Regions from separate parts of the Homo sapiens genome. Here region 2 is linked to region 1. Evidence: chromatin contacts called from ENCODE Hi-C or POLR2A ChIA-PET data. All regions are on one chromosome and are shown on one strand. Each heading gives the region's core, a stretch centred on a gene start or an enhancer-like site at or near the end of the contact. The rest is flanking DNA. Distances are from core to core; before and after follow the strand shown.

Region 1 (6,840 bases), core at 1,244-3,743:
GGGACATTCTACGTTGCGTTTCTCACAACAATAAAAAAAATTAAGTGGCCTTAAATTATTATTCGCGTACTGTACTGACATCCTTCCCACTTTTCAACTCTCTGATACAGAAGACTTATTGAAGAAAATGTCCACTTTTTAAACACTCTCATGGGTCAAATAAGCAATTAGATAGTAATATACAAAAACACAGATCCTGAAACAATGGAAACAACCATTACTGATAACCCTAAGTTAACCAAAGAATCCAAAATCCTACTGGCAAAATAAAAAATTGTACCTCGATCAATCAAGCTAAACTTTTCATTCTTTTTTTTTTATTTTTTTTTATTTTTTGTAGAGAAGGGGTCTCACTATATTGACCAGGCTGATCTTGAACTCCTGGCCTCAAGCAATAGCTTCCCAAAATGTTGTGATTACAAGCATAAAGCAGCTTGAAGCCAGGCCTTCAGGCTGATCTTTTAAATGCCATTCCTATGCTAACTAAAGAGCAACTAACAGAAAAGAAAAATCTAGTCATCCAAACACCTCTTTGCCCTTTCCAGGCATAGTTAAGAATACTGTGATTTCGGCCGGGCGCAGTGGCTCACATCTGTAATCCCAGCACTTTGGTAGGCCGAGGCAGGCAGGTCACCTGACGTCAGGAGTTTGAGAGCAGCCTGGCCAACACGGTGAAACCCCGTCTCCACTAAAAGTACAAAAATTAGCCGAGCGTGGTGGCAGGCAACTGTAATCGCCATTTAATAGAGACGGTGAAATCCCGTCTCTACTAAAAATGCAAAAAAAATTAGCTGGGCGTGGTGGCACGTGCCTGTAACCCCAGCTACTAAGGAGGCTGAGGCAGGAGAATCGCTTGAACCTGAGAGGTGGAGGTTGCAGTGAGCCAAGATCACGCCACTGCACTCCAGCCTGGATGACAGAGCGAGACTCAAAAAAAAAAAAAAAAACGAATACTGCGATTTCCTAGCAATGCCCAGTGACTTACCCTAAATTCAGTGAAGCTTAAAAAGAAAGAAAAATAAGTCCAGTGATAAAAGAGGAACTGTTAAATTTAAGTTTTGTACTACAGAAAATTTAGGAACAACCTAAAAGTAATCAGTATGGAATTGGCTAAATAAGCTATAATATAACCATGCAAGAAAATCCTATACAGTTATTACAAAGAATAAGATTAGGCTGATCTACATATACTTGTATGAAGAGCGTTCCTCAATATATTACGTTTGAAAAAGAAGTTGAGTAGAAGTATATATGTACATTCTGATTGCATTCTTGTAAAAACAAAACAAAAAGACCCTGTATAAACAGATGCAGAGGAAAAGTCTGGAAGGTAAGTAGGGACTCGATATGCACGCAGGTGGGTAGATGCGTCGGGTGGAGACTTCCTTCACCTCACATTTCTGTATTATCTAAACACATTTAATTACATAATTCCACTTTTTTTTTAACTAAATATGTAAACTCTCTTCATACAAGTGTATGTGGATCAGCCCAGTCTTATTCTTTTTAATGACTGCACTGTACTCGCTTGGGGGGATGTATTACAGCTTTTGTAACTTTATGCAAAATGCTTACAGTATAATGTCAAATGGGGGAGAAGACGACGAATGATTGTATGTAACTACAACTACAACCACAAAAATTCCTACGTATGAATAAAGACAAGGGCTTAGAAAGATGAGATTACGGACTAATTTCATCTTTTAGGGTGAAAGAACTGACTTTTTGTATGTATGTGACATTACCATTATAAATGTAGTTAGGAAAAATATATTTCTCTAATTTTCCCATTAAGGGGTCTATAATGTCTGTATAGTAAAAAATAATTCCTTTTTTGAAAACCAGAAAACAGGTCCTTGGTTCTAGAATATCTGCTCTCTGTAACACAGTGACAGCAATCACCAAAAGATAGTGCTGCAGCTGTAGGGCTCATCATAAAGCTTCAAGAGACATTTTGGGCAAGAGAACAATGTAATTAATGTTTTCCAAGGGCCTTCAAAGAAAGTTGTTGCTTACATAAACAATTCTTGTTATTCAAATATATATATATATTCAACTTACAAAATGATGAACTAGAGCACACAATTTATTCACAAGGAACTATATCCTAAAAAAGTACAAGACATTAAGCTGAGGCTAGTTTCATGGAAGGAAATAAAGTGAACACCAATGAAGAGCTGATTGTTAGACTTTGTTGTTTATTTTCTTTTCTGAAAAGATCCAGACACTAGTCTGAGTGTCAAAAATACTTTTGTTGGGCAAAGTCAAGTCACTCGACTTCACTAGTTAAGAATCTAGGTCACGTTAGCACTCTGGGACATTCAAAAAACCTGAACACAGACAGGCAAGATCTTTTCTCATTCTCATTTCAGAGATCACAGGGAGGCCCAGGAACTAAAATTAGCTCTCACGTGAAAATCAGCAGTTTATTCATTTTCAGTCTTTGTTGTTTGTTTAACACATTCAGCTTCCCAAAATAGCCTATTGTCAACAGGCTCATGGCCGATTTCCCCAGAATGACTCCTGCTCTACCACTGATGAATACAGTATTACCATTACAGATGGATTTTGAACAGACACATTTCTGTAATCCATTGTTAAAATAACAATCATTCTAATCCTGTAGAAGCTGAACCTGATGCAACAAAAACAAAAGCCAAAAGCCTCCCAGTGTTACTCCAAGGTTGGTTTCTAGTCTTTAGATGGTCACTGAGGTGCTAAAAATGGTACAGTCTACCCAGCATGATAAAGCCCTTCCATGCTAGGTCTTTGGTTTAAAAACAAATCAGTTGGCCGGGCACGGTGGCTCACACCTGTAATGTCAGCACGTTGGGAGGCCAAGGCGGGTGAATCACGAGGTCAGGAGATGGAGACCATCCTGGCTAACACGGTGAAACCCCGTCTCTATTAAAAATACAAAAAATTAGCCAGGCGTGGTGGTGGGAGCCTGTAGTTCCAGCTACTCCGGAGGCTGAGGCAGGAGAATGGCATGAACCTGGGAGGCAGAGCTTGCAGTGAGCCGAGATCGCGCCACTGCACTCCAGCCTGGGCGACAGAGCGAGACACCGTCTCACAAAAAAAAAAAAAAAAAAAATCAGTTAAAATAAATAAAAATAAAAACAAATAGGGCTGGGCGCGGTGGCTCACGCCTGTAACCCCAGCACTTTAGGAGGCCAAGGCTGACGGATCACGAGGTCAGGAGATCGAGACCATCCTGGCTAACACGGTGAAACCCTGTCTCTACTAAAAATACAAAAAATTAGCCGGGCGTGGTGGCGGGTGCCTGTAGTCCCAGCTACTCGGGAGGCTGAGGTAGGAGAATGGCGTGAACCTGGGAGGCGGAGCTTGCAGTGAGCCGAGATTGCGCCACTGCACTCCAGCCTGGGCGACAGAGCAAGACTCCGTCTCAAAAATAAACAAATAAATAAATAAAAACAAATCGGTTAAGTGTCACATTCTATTCAAGCTGAACTGACAGTGCTGAACTAAATTGTAGGCTGTCCCTATGGAACTGATTATTGTGAAAAAACACAAACTAAAATCTAATTGCAATGGTCAGATATGATTATAACAAAGCAGTGACATGCAGGGGAGAAAAATAAGATATCAGAGTAGCAATCCTTGCCACCTTACTTATACCAGGCTTAACAACAATATGAGCACCTACCATGAACTCAGTGTCCATAGAATGCTAGTCATTCTACACAACTGCTAACCTTCATGAGGATGTCCTCTCATCCCTCCTTTTCAGGTGAGAAGATTCAGTCTCAGTAAAGCTAAGAAAATTACATAAAATCTCACAGCTAAGGCCGGCCACAGTGGCTCACACCTGTAATCCCAGCACTTTGGGAGGCTGAGGCAGGTGGATCAAGAGGTCAGGAGTTTGAGACCAGCCTGGCCAACATGGTGAAACCCCGTCTCTACTAAAAATAAAAAATAAAAAAATTAGCCAGGTGTGGTGGTTGGCACCTATAATCCCAGCAACTCAGGACGCTGAGGCAGGAGAATTGCTTGAACCCCAGGAGGCAGAGGTTGCAGTGAGCCAAGAACACGCCACTGCACTCCAGCCTGGGCAACAGAGCAAGACTCCGTCTCAAAAAAAAAAAAAAAAAAACAACAAAAAAAACACAGCTGGAACTGGCACCCTCAAGACTGATACTTAACAAGACTAACTTAGAAATGTCCCCTTTCCAAAACACCCCTGATTCCCTTAAGAGACCACTTAGGAGTTAAGCAAATAAGTGACACTCTGACCCACTGAAGGTCTAATGTTTTGTGTGACATTTCTTTTCCATCATTAGTTGAGTTTATATTTTGGTGATTCTTCTTTTTTTTTTTTTTTTTGAGACAATTTCAGCTCACTGCAAGCTCCGCCTCCCGGGTTCATGCCATTCTCCTGCCTCAGCCTCCTGAGTAGCTGGGATTAGAGGTGCGTGCCACCACGCCCGGCTAATTTTTTTGTATTTTTAGTAGAGATGGGGTTTCACTGTGTTAGCCAGGATAGTCTTGATCTCCTGACCTCATGATCCGCCCGCCTTGGCCTCCCAAAGTGCTGGAATTACAGGCAGCCACCACACCCAGCCCAGTAATTCTTCTTTAATACAACTGACAGAATTAAATACAAAGCCATTGTAGGCTGGGCGCTGTGGCTCACACCTGTAATCCCAGCACTTTGGGAGGCCAAAGCGGGCGGATCACTTGACGTCAGGAGTTCGAGACCAGCCTAACCAACATGGTAAAACCCCATCTCTACTAAAAATACAAAAATTAGCCAGCTGTAGTGGCACATGCCTATAATTCCAGCTACTCAGGAGACTGAGGCACATGAATTGCTTGAGCTCAGGTGGTGGAGGTTGCAGTGAGCCGAGATTGGGCCACTGCACTCCAGTCTGGGTGACGCTGTGAGACTCTGTCTCAAAAAAAAAAAAAAAACCATTGTAAAAATGAAGAACATTCTACCAGTGCAGACAATCATCAACAACTCCTACCTAAGCAGGAAGGGGGAAGATTTCTGGGAGCTGCCAGGTCATTTACACCAAGGTAGACTCTCCTATGTCTACCACAGGTTCCTGCGAACCATGCGAGGTTGCAACTATAAATAGGCTCACATTGCTCTCATCTCTAAAAGAAAAACAAGGAAGTTCTCCTCAAGACTGCCGTATCCTCTTCCCATCGCCTCACAGACACATTTCTTCTTCCCTGTAACAAGTCTTTTTAAAAAACTTTTTAAAGATTACTTTTAATTTCTTTTCTTTTTGTTTTTGACAGAGTCTCGCTCTGTTGCCCTGGCTGGAGTGCAGTGGTGCAATCTTGGCTCACCGTAACCTCTATCTCCTGGGTTCAAGTGATCCTCATGCCTCAGCCTCCCGAGTCGCTGGGAGGTTAATTTTTGTATTTTTAGTAGAGATGGGGTTTCTCCATGTTGGCCAGGCTGGTCTCAAACTCCTGGCCTCAAGTGATCCACCCACCTTGGCCTCCCAAAGTGCTGGGATTACAGGCGTGAGCCACTGTGCCCAGTCAAGATTTACTAATTTTTGTGGGTACATGGTAGGTATATATATTTAGGGGGTATATGGGATATACATTGTATTTTTAGCAAATCAAATGTTTGTGGCAATCTTACATCTAGCAAGTGTATTGGTGCCATTTTTCTAATAGCACGTGCCCACTTTATGTCTCTATGCCACATGTCAGTAACTCTCACAATATTTCAAACTTTGTTGTGGTGATTTATGATCAGTGGTCTTTGTTTTTTGTTTTTTTGTGTGTGTATGTTTGTTTTTGTTTTAGTGACTCAGGAGACTGAGGTAGGAGGATTGCTTGAGCCCAGGAATTTGAGGCTACAATGAGCTATAATCCTACCACTGCACTCCAGCCTGGGCAACAGGAACCCTCTCTCTAAAAAAGAAAAACAAGGCCGGGCGTGGTTGCTCACGCCTGTAATCCTAGCACTTTGGGAGGCTGAGGCAGGCGAATCATGAGGTCAGGAGATCGAGACCATCCTGGCCAACATGGTGAAACCCCATCTCTACTAAAATACAAAAAAACAGCCAGGCATGGTGGCGTGCACCTGTAGTCCCAGATACTCGAGAGGCTGAGGCAGAGGAATCGTTTGAACCCGGGAGCCGGAGGTTGCACATCTTATTATTTAAGAAACATTTTAAGGCCATAGATAGTGATTCCTCAGACAGATCTAGGCAAAGTAAATTGAAAACCTTCTGGAAAAGATTCAGCATTCTAGATGCCATTAAAAACATTCAGGATTGGCCAGGCATGGTGGCTCATGCCTGTAATCCCAATACTTTCAGAGGTCGAGAGAGGCAAATCACTTGAGCCCAGGAGTTCAAGACCAGATGGGGTGAAACAACAACGACAAAAAATTAGCTGGGTGTGGCAGCACACACCCAGTCCCAGCTACTTGGGAGGCTGAGGTAAGAGGATCACCTGAGCCCGGGGAGGTTGAGGCTACTGTGAGCCACAATTATACCACTGCACTCTAGCCTGGGCAACAGAGTGAGACCCTGTCTCAAAAACACAAAAAATAAAAGAACATTTGGGATTGATGAGAGGAGGTCATTATCAACATTAATCGAATATGAAAAAGATGATTTCGGCTGGGTGCGGTGGCTCACGCCTGTAATCCCAGCACTTTGAGAGGCCAAGGTGGGCGGATCACGAGGTCAGGAGTTCGAGACCAGCCTGGCTAACATGGTGAAACACTGTCTCTACTAAAAATACAAAAATTAGCCAGGTGTGGTTGTGCGCACCTGTAATCCCAGCTAGCCAGGAGGCTGAGGCAGAAGAATCCCTTGAACCCAGGAGGTGGAGGCTGCAGTGAGC
Region 2 (6,840 bases), core at 4,227-6,726, 320 kb after region 1:
GGCCAGTAGGTACCAGGAATTGGGGCTCTTCTGAGATGAGTGTGGGACAGTGGGCAGGAGGGGCTTTGCCTATTCACGGAGCCCGTGAGGGTGTTTTCCATGTGGCTGGTGGAGTGGCATGGTCCTTGTGGGTCCCATGGACAGGGCTAACCGTGTGAGTGTGAGGGTATGGGCAAGGACGCCGGAGAGGAAAATGTGGACCGGGTGGCCTGTGGCCCGCCAGCCGAGACCCAACCATCCCCGGAGGCCCCCCTCACCCCTCTCAGCTCCCCGGGTCCTCATGAACCCCCAGGCCTCTGGCCATGCACTTGGGCTTCCTCGCTGGTCTCCCCAGGCCCAGAGGCCTGCTGGCCTGGCCTGGATGGGAAGACTCACGGTCCTGTGGAAGAGGCCAGAGGGCTCTGCCCGGCTCGCTGGGAGCTGGATTTGGCCAAGGCCGGGGAAGAATTGCTCCCACTTGGCTCTGGAGAAAGACTCGTGCCTCCCCAGATTGTGCACCCCCTGGTGCTTCTTGTCTACACACTGCAGACCCATGGGTGTGTCAGGACACCCCTCTCCAGCCACCGCGGGAGAGGCTCTTGATGGACAGGGGCCCAAGCAGCCCTCAGGGGCCGTACAGAGACGACGCTGGTGTCTGGGAGCGGGGTGGCACCTTCTATCCCCTTCCTCCCGCTGGCTCCTCTGGGGCAGCTAGCAGGGAGTTGGGGATGTGAGTGTCAATAGGGGCTGTCAGTGGCCCCTCTGGCTTGTGCTGGGACCCTCCCCTCCCCCCGCCCCACCCCAGGAGTTCCTTCCTCTGCCTCTGAGAAGGCTCTGGGTGAGGCTATGCTGGGACCGGGGGCTGTGTGTGGAGCAGGAGTTGCTAGGGCTGGACAGAGGGCTGAGGCCCTGGTGAAGGGCGAGGGGAGCAAATGTGGACCTTGCGAGCTTTGTCTGGACCACCCCGGCCTTCCCTCCCTGGGAGGCAGAGTCCAGAACCTAATCCCCGATGGCCTTCCCTGGGGGCGCTGGGAGAGGGAGAGGGGAACCTTCAGGAGAGACCCCCAGATCTCTAGAGTCTTTGAATCTTAGGGCTTGAGATTTAAAAAGTCAAATTAGTCGTTTTTTTTTTTTAATTATACTTTAAGTTCTAGGGTACATGTGCACAACATGCAGGTTTGTTACATATGTATACATGTGCCATGTTGGTGTGCTGCACCCATTAACTCGTCATTTAACATTAGGTATGTCTTTTAATGCTATCCCTCCCCTGTCCCCCCACCCTTTTTTTTTTTTTTTTTTTTTTTTTTGAGACGGAGTCTCGCTCTGTCACCCAGGCTAGAGTGCAATGGTACGATCTTGGCTCACTGCAACCTCTGCCTCCCAGGTTCAAGTGATTCTCCTGCCTTAGGCTCCTGAGTAGCTGGGATTACAGGCATGCGCCACCACACCCGGCTAATTTTTGTATTTTTAGTAGAGATGGGGTTTCACCACGTTGGTCAGGCTGGTCGCAAACTCCTGACCTCGTGATCCGCCCGCCTCAGCCTCCCAAAGTGCTGGGATTACAGGCGTGAGCCACCGCGCCTGGCCAACAAAAGTCAAATTAGTCTTTATGCAAATCTCCTGTGCCCCTAAAACTAGTCACCCAGGCTGAGCTTGGTTACCTGTGGGGACAGTGAGCTCATTACCTTGTATGGATGCCTATTTTATTGTAGTACAACTTTGCTCGAAGCTGACCGCTGTTTTCATCTGGAATCTCTGTAACTGCATTGCTCGGTCCAGTCTTGACCCTTGGCCCGCACGTCCCCACTTACCCCCATTCAACAAGGTTCACCCCTCTTTCCACTAAGAGCCCTGCAGACACTGGAAGGCTGCTTTTTCACCCTGAGTCTTCCCTTCCCTCCCCTTGGCTGGTCACCCCGGCCTCTGCAGCTATATTTGGGATTCCTCACCTGCCTGGGCTGATCTTTGTCGGAAGGGTTCAGGTTTTGCAGGCACCCTGCAGGAGCCCCATGGACACGAGGATGGACAGCTAGAGGCGATGGGCCTCACCCTCCTTATTTACAGATCAGTAAGCTGAGACCCTGAGCAGGGGTGCTGCTAACTTGCGATAGGACAACACAGAGGTGGTCAGGGCAGGGTCGGGACGTGAGGGGCTGCTCTTGTCGTCTGTGACGTGCTGGCCCCTGGTTCTTTTCCTGCTTCTCCATCAGCTCCATCCTTGCTGCTTTCTGACTTGGACCCTCAGCTCTTGGGCACTGCAAGAATGCTGGCCTGTCTTAGCGGATCTTCCATTTTATAACAGCAGCTGGAAATCCGTTTCTTTGTGTGTGTATTTTTTTGTTTTTTTGTTTTTTGAGACGGAGTCTCGCTCTGTCACCCAGGCTGGAGTGCAATGGCACGATCTTGGTGCATTGCAACCTCTGCCTCCCGGGTTCAAGTGATTCTCCTGCCTCAGTCTCCCGAGTAGCTGGGATTACAGGCATGCGCCACCATTTCTGGCTAATTTTTTGTATTTTTAGTAGAGACAGGGTTTCACCACGTTGAGCAGGCTGGTCCCGAACTCCTGACCTCAGGTGATCCGCCCACCTCTGCTTCCTAAAGTGCTGGGATTACAGGCGTGAGCCACTGCGCCTGGCCTGATTTTTGTATTTTTACTAGAGGCGAGGTTTCACCATGTTGGCCAGGCTGGTCTCGAACTCCCAACCTCAGGTGATCCCCCCAGCTCGGCCTCCCAAAGTGCTGGGATTACAGGCATGAGTCACTGCGCCTGGCCGGAAATCTGGAGTTTTAGACAAAATCTTGACAACTAACTGCAGACTTTAAAGAACAGAGCTGGCCGCAGCCTACCCTGCAGACCAGAGTCAGCCGGACCCTCTGCTCTGCTCACCTCCTTAGGCCTCAGCTCTTGTTTCTTTGTGGCTGACTCCCAAGTCCCTCTCCCCAGGTCATCCCCAAGAACAGTGCTCTTGCCCCGACCTCAGTGGCTGGCTGGTCATTTCGGCTCTGTTCCCAGACTGAACTGACTCTCAATTAACCTTTTCTCTCTTTCAGATCCAGTTCTTTTCTGTCACTGGGTTGAGAAGCCTCTGAGTCATGGGGGGGTGGTTCCTCCTGTCTCCCGGTTCAGGCCCATTATCTCCTGCCCAGTGACACAGGCTTTCTAATTAACCTCCTCCTCCGGTCTCTGCCAGCTGTGACTAACTCTTCATCCCTCAAGCTGGCTCCAGCTCTGCCTTCCCTATTACTAGACGCTGGCCCGAAGGCAGACCTTGATAGTGCTGACTCTGATGGGCTTCTCATGCCAGGATGCTGGTGTAGGGACCCCCAGCCCCCATCTGGTGGGGGGCTGTCTTTGGGTCACAGCAAATAGTTTGTTTGTTCCTTCCTTCCCTCCCCCAGGACGGTGGTTCTCAAACTTTTCTACAATTTGGTTTCACCTGGAGGTGCTTTTAAAAATTCTGATGCCGGCTGGGCGCAGTGGCTCACACCTGTAATCCCAGCATTTTGGGAGGCCGAGGTGGGTGGATCACCTGAGGTCAGAAGTTCGAGACCAGCCTGACCAATATAATGAAACCCTGTCTCTACTAAAAATACAAAAACTAGCCAGGCGTGGTGGTGGTTCCCTGTAATCCTAGCTACTCAGGAGGCTGAGGCAGGAGAATCGCTTGAACCCGGGAGATGGAAGTTGCAGTGAGCCGAGATCGCACCATTGCACTCTAGCCTGGGTAACAAGAGTGAAACTCCGTCTCAAAAAAAAAAAAAAATTCTGATGCCCAGGTTGTACCCAGTTCCAATTAAATCTGAATGTCGGAGGGTAGAACCCAGCATCAGTACTTTTTTTTTTTTTTGAGATGGAGTCTCGCCCTGTCGCCCAGGCTGGAGTGCAGTGGTGCAATCTTGGCTCACTGCAACCTCCGCCTCCCAGGTTCAAGCGATTTCTCCTGCCTCCGTCTCCTGAGTAGCTGGGATTACAGGTGCATGCCACCATGCCCAGATAATGTTTTGTATCTTTAGTAGAGATGGGGTTTAGTAGCCATGTTGGCCAGGCTGACCTCGAACTCCTGACCTCGTGATCTGCCTGCTTCAGCCTCCCAAAGTGCTGGGAATACAGGCGTGAGCTGCGGTGCCCAACTATACTTTTAAAAGATCCCCCGTTCATTCCAATAGGCAGCCAAACCTGGGAAGCACTTCCCCAAGGGATACACAAGTGTGGTGACCGTCAGTGGTTGGGCAATGACTCAGGTCAGGCTGGATGTTAAAATGGGCTCCTGGTGGGCGTGAGCCCTCTGGGCCAGGGCTTCTGGTAACATTTGAGGCTGGCTGACTCTTTGTTTTACGGTGCCATCCTGTGCGTTGTAGGGTGTTGCGCAGCCTCTCTAGCCTGTATCCACAAGATGCCCACAACCCACCCCTCACTGTGATAATGAAAATGTCTCCAGGCCAGGCATGGTGGCTCACAAATCCCAGCACTTTGGGAGGCCCAGGCAGGTGGATCACCTGAGGTCAGGAGTTCGTCGAGACCAGCCGGGCCAACATGGTGAAACCCTGTCTCTACTAAAAAAGTACAAAAAATTAGCCGGGCATGGTGGCACGTGCCTGTAATCGTAGCTACTCGGGAGGCTGAGGCAGGAGAATCACTTAAACCCGGGAGGCGGAGGTTGCAGTGAGCCGAGATCGCACCATTGCACTCTAGCCTGGGCAACAGAGTGAGACTCCATCTCAAAAAAAAGAAAAAAGAAAAGAAAAAAAGAAAATGTCTCCAGACGTTGCTCTATTTCTGGGGCAGTGGTATAAAATCTCCCCGACTCCGTTGAAAACTACTGTTCTAGGCCTAGTAGGTTCACCTTGACAGCATTCTCAAATATTCACAGAAGAAAAGGGGCAAAGGACACCAAGTGGGGACCCCAGCTTACTGATTGATTTGTGGGCTTGGCAGTCAGGCAGCCTCTGTTTAAATCCTGACTCTACCAGCTGGGTGACCTTGGACAAGTTACTTAACCTCTCTGTGCCTCTGTCAGTTCTGGTTTTGTTTTCTCACAATCGTGCCTCCTCTTGATCTTCAGCTGCAGCCCGAGGGTGGAACTTGCTGTGTGTGGCTGGGCACTTTCGCCTGTGGCTGTGCTGCTCTGCCCACAGGGAACATGCCTTTGCTGCCCCTTCCCTGTCAGCATCAGGGTCACAACCTGCCCGTCCTTCCAGGGCCAGCTTCCATGCAGCTTCCTCCACGCACAGCCCCTTCCCCATCGGCATGGAAGGCTCTCTTCCTTGTGCCCCTGGGGCAGCCGGAACCTCAGGTCACATGCAGCTCCTCCCGCGCCGTGGGGATCTGGTGGTTTCTGTCTGAGTTCCTCCCCACTTGGGGTCTGAGACCGTGGGAGCCTCTAGCGTGCCCAGCTCGGGCTGTCTCACTGTTTGTTACCCAGGTGAGGTGGCTGTCCCCTCCCTACCTTGGGTTGAGCTGTGAACCAGTAGGTTACCGCAGTGTGGTACCACCCCCCCCAACCCCAACACCCAGCTCATTCTGAGAGGGTGGAGTGGGCGGAAATCCGTGCCTGGCAGACCACAAAGCCACATAACTGACTTTTGTAGCCCTGCCCTGGGGTGTTGGGGGGGAGGGTTGACGGCAGCCATTGCCCCTTTCTTCGGTGCTTTGCCACCAGCAGACGCCCCGTGGAATTGAGGAGCTTTGTTCTACGAGCTCGGGAACGGGACTTGGGAGGGACAGCCCCTGTCCCACCCTGCCATGCCCTGTTCAACCCTGTCAGGCAGCTGAACGTAGGCTGGACCCATGGCTGCCCACCCTGGCTGCAGTACAGAATCACCTAGGGGACCTCGTTAAAATGCAGCTTCCGGACCCCACCCTGGGGCTTGGGGATTCTGCCTCATCAGCCTGGGTGGGGCCCAGGAAACCTGTGTGTTACCAGCGCTGAGGTGCTGCTGATGAGGCAGCTGGCTTCACAGCTGCACGGGAACCAGTGCCGTTTAAAGCACTTTCCCCCACAGTGCGGCTCCAGCAGTCAGGTTCACGTACTCTGGGTGACCTGGGGCAGGCTGCGCAACCTCTCTGTGCCCCAGTTTCTTTGTCTGAGGATAATAACAGTACCTGCACGTGGGTGCGCTTGTTGTGAGGCTTAAATGAGATTATCCAGGTGAAATGGGAACAGAGTGCCTGGTACCTAGTGCTCAACACATGTAACCTGCCTTAACATCTCTGATATTATTATTATTATTATTATTATTATTATTATTATTATTATTGAGACAGAGTCTCGCTTTGTCACCCAGGCTGGATTGCAGTGGCATAATCTCAGCTCACTGCAACCTCCACCTCCCCGGTTCAAGCGATTCTCCTGTCTCAGCCTCTTGAGTAGCTGGGATTACAGGCGCGCACCACCACGCCCAGCTAATTTTTGTATTTTTAGTAGAGATGGGGTTTCACCACGTTGACCAGGCTGGTCTTGAACTCCTGACCTCAGGTGATCCGCCCACCTTGGCCTCCCAAAGTGCTGGGATTACAGGCGCGAGCCACCGCACCCGGCCCCATTTCCGATATTAACAACAGTCCTGGGCTGTGCGGTCACACACGTGTAACTGTGCGATGTGCCCTCGTGCCTGCAGGCGTACCTACGCAGGCACACTGAGCATTGTGTACCGGGACCCAGGCCTCCCTGCTGAGGACAGAGCATCCCTGTGGTACATGCGTGGACGCAGTCACTGGCTGGACGTGGTCAGAAGGGCAGACGTGTGTGTACACAAGGCCCAGACAAGCGGGTTTTTATTTGATTCACACTCTGACCTTATTCCTTGAGTTAGCAGCACCTGGGCTGAGCTCTGGGAGCCCAAGGTGCCCCTTGTTTC

The links. Hi-C counts contacts between places; a loop is a spot of excess contacts on that map. ChIA-PET counts read pairs that join two places held with the same protein, here RNA polymerase II (POLR2A). Pooled maps may share reads with other maps.
Region 2: a pooled map shows a loop between it and region 1 (3-fold over the local background). The contact joins two enhancer-like sites. A Hi-C loop is called at or near these places in 2 of 50 pooled maps. POLR2A ChIA-PET finds 5 or more read pairs at or near these places in 2 of 52 experiments (OCI-LY7 and PC-9).

What each region holds. Positions count from the first base shown.
Region 1 is chr17:2,488,803-2,495,642 of GRCh38, forward strand. The region is part of intron 2 of METTL16 (methyltransferase 16, RNA N6-adenosine); the gene reads right to left. Among named protein-coding and RNA genes, the nearest start is that of METTL16, 20 kb to the right of the region's middle. RefSeq lists a silencer at 536-635 and enhancers at 2,295-2,364, 6,622-6,840. Within about 2 kb of position 2,494, at least 9 of the 41 ENCODE cell types and tissues checked have a DNase peak (open chromatin) inside an H3K27ac peak, as active enhancers do; they include OCI-LY7, where a contact is called at or near this core.
Region 2 is chr17:2,809,260-2,816,099 of GRCh38, forward strand. The region is part of intron 2 of RAP1GAP2 (RAP1 GTPase activating protein 2); the gene reads left to right. Among named protein-coding and RNA genes, the nearest start is that of RAP1GAP2, 16 kb to the left of the region's middle. Within about 2 kb of position 5,477, at least 10 of the 41 ENCODE cell types and tissues checked have a DNase peak (open chromatin) inside an H3K27ac peak, as active enhancers do; they include OCI-LY7, where a contact is called at or near this core.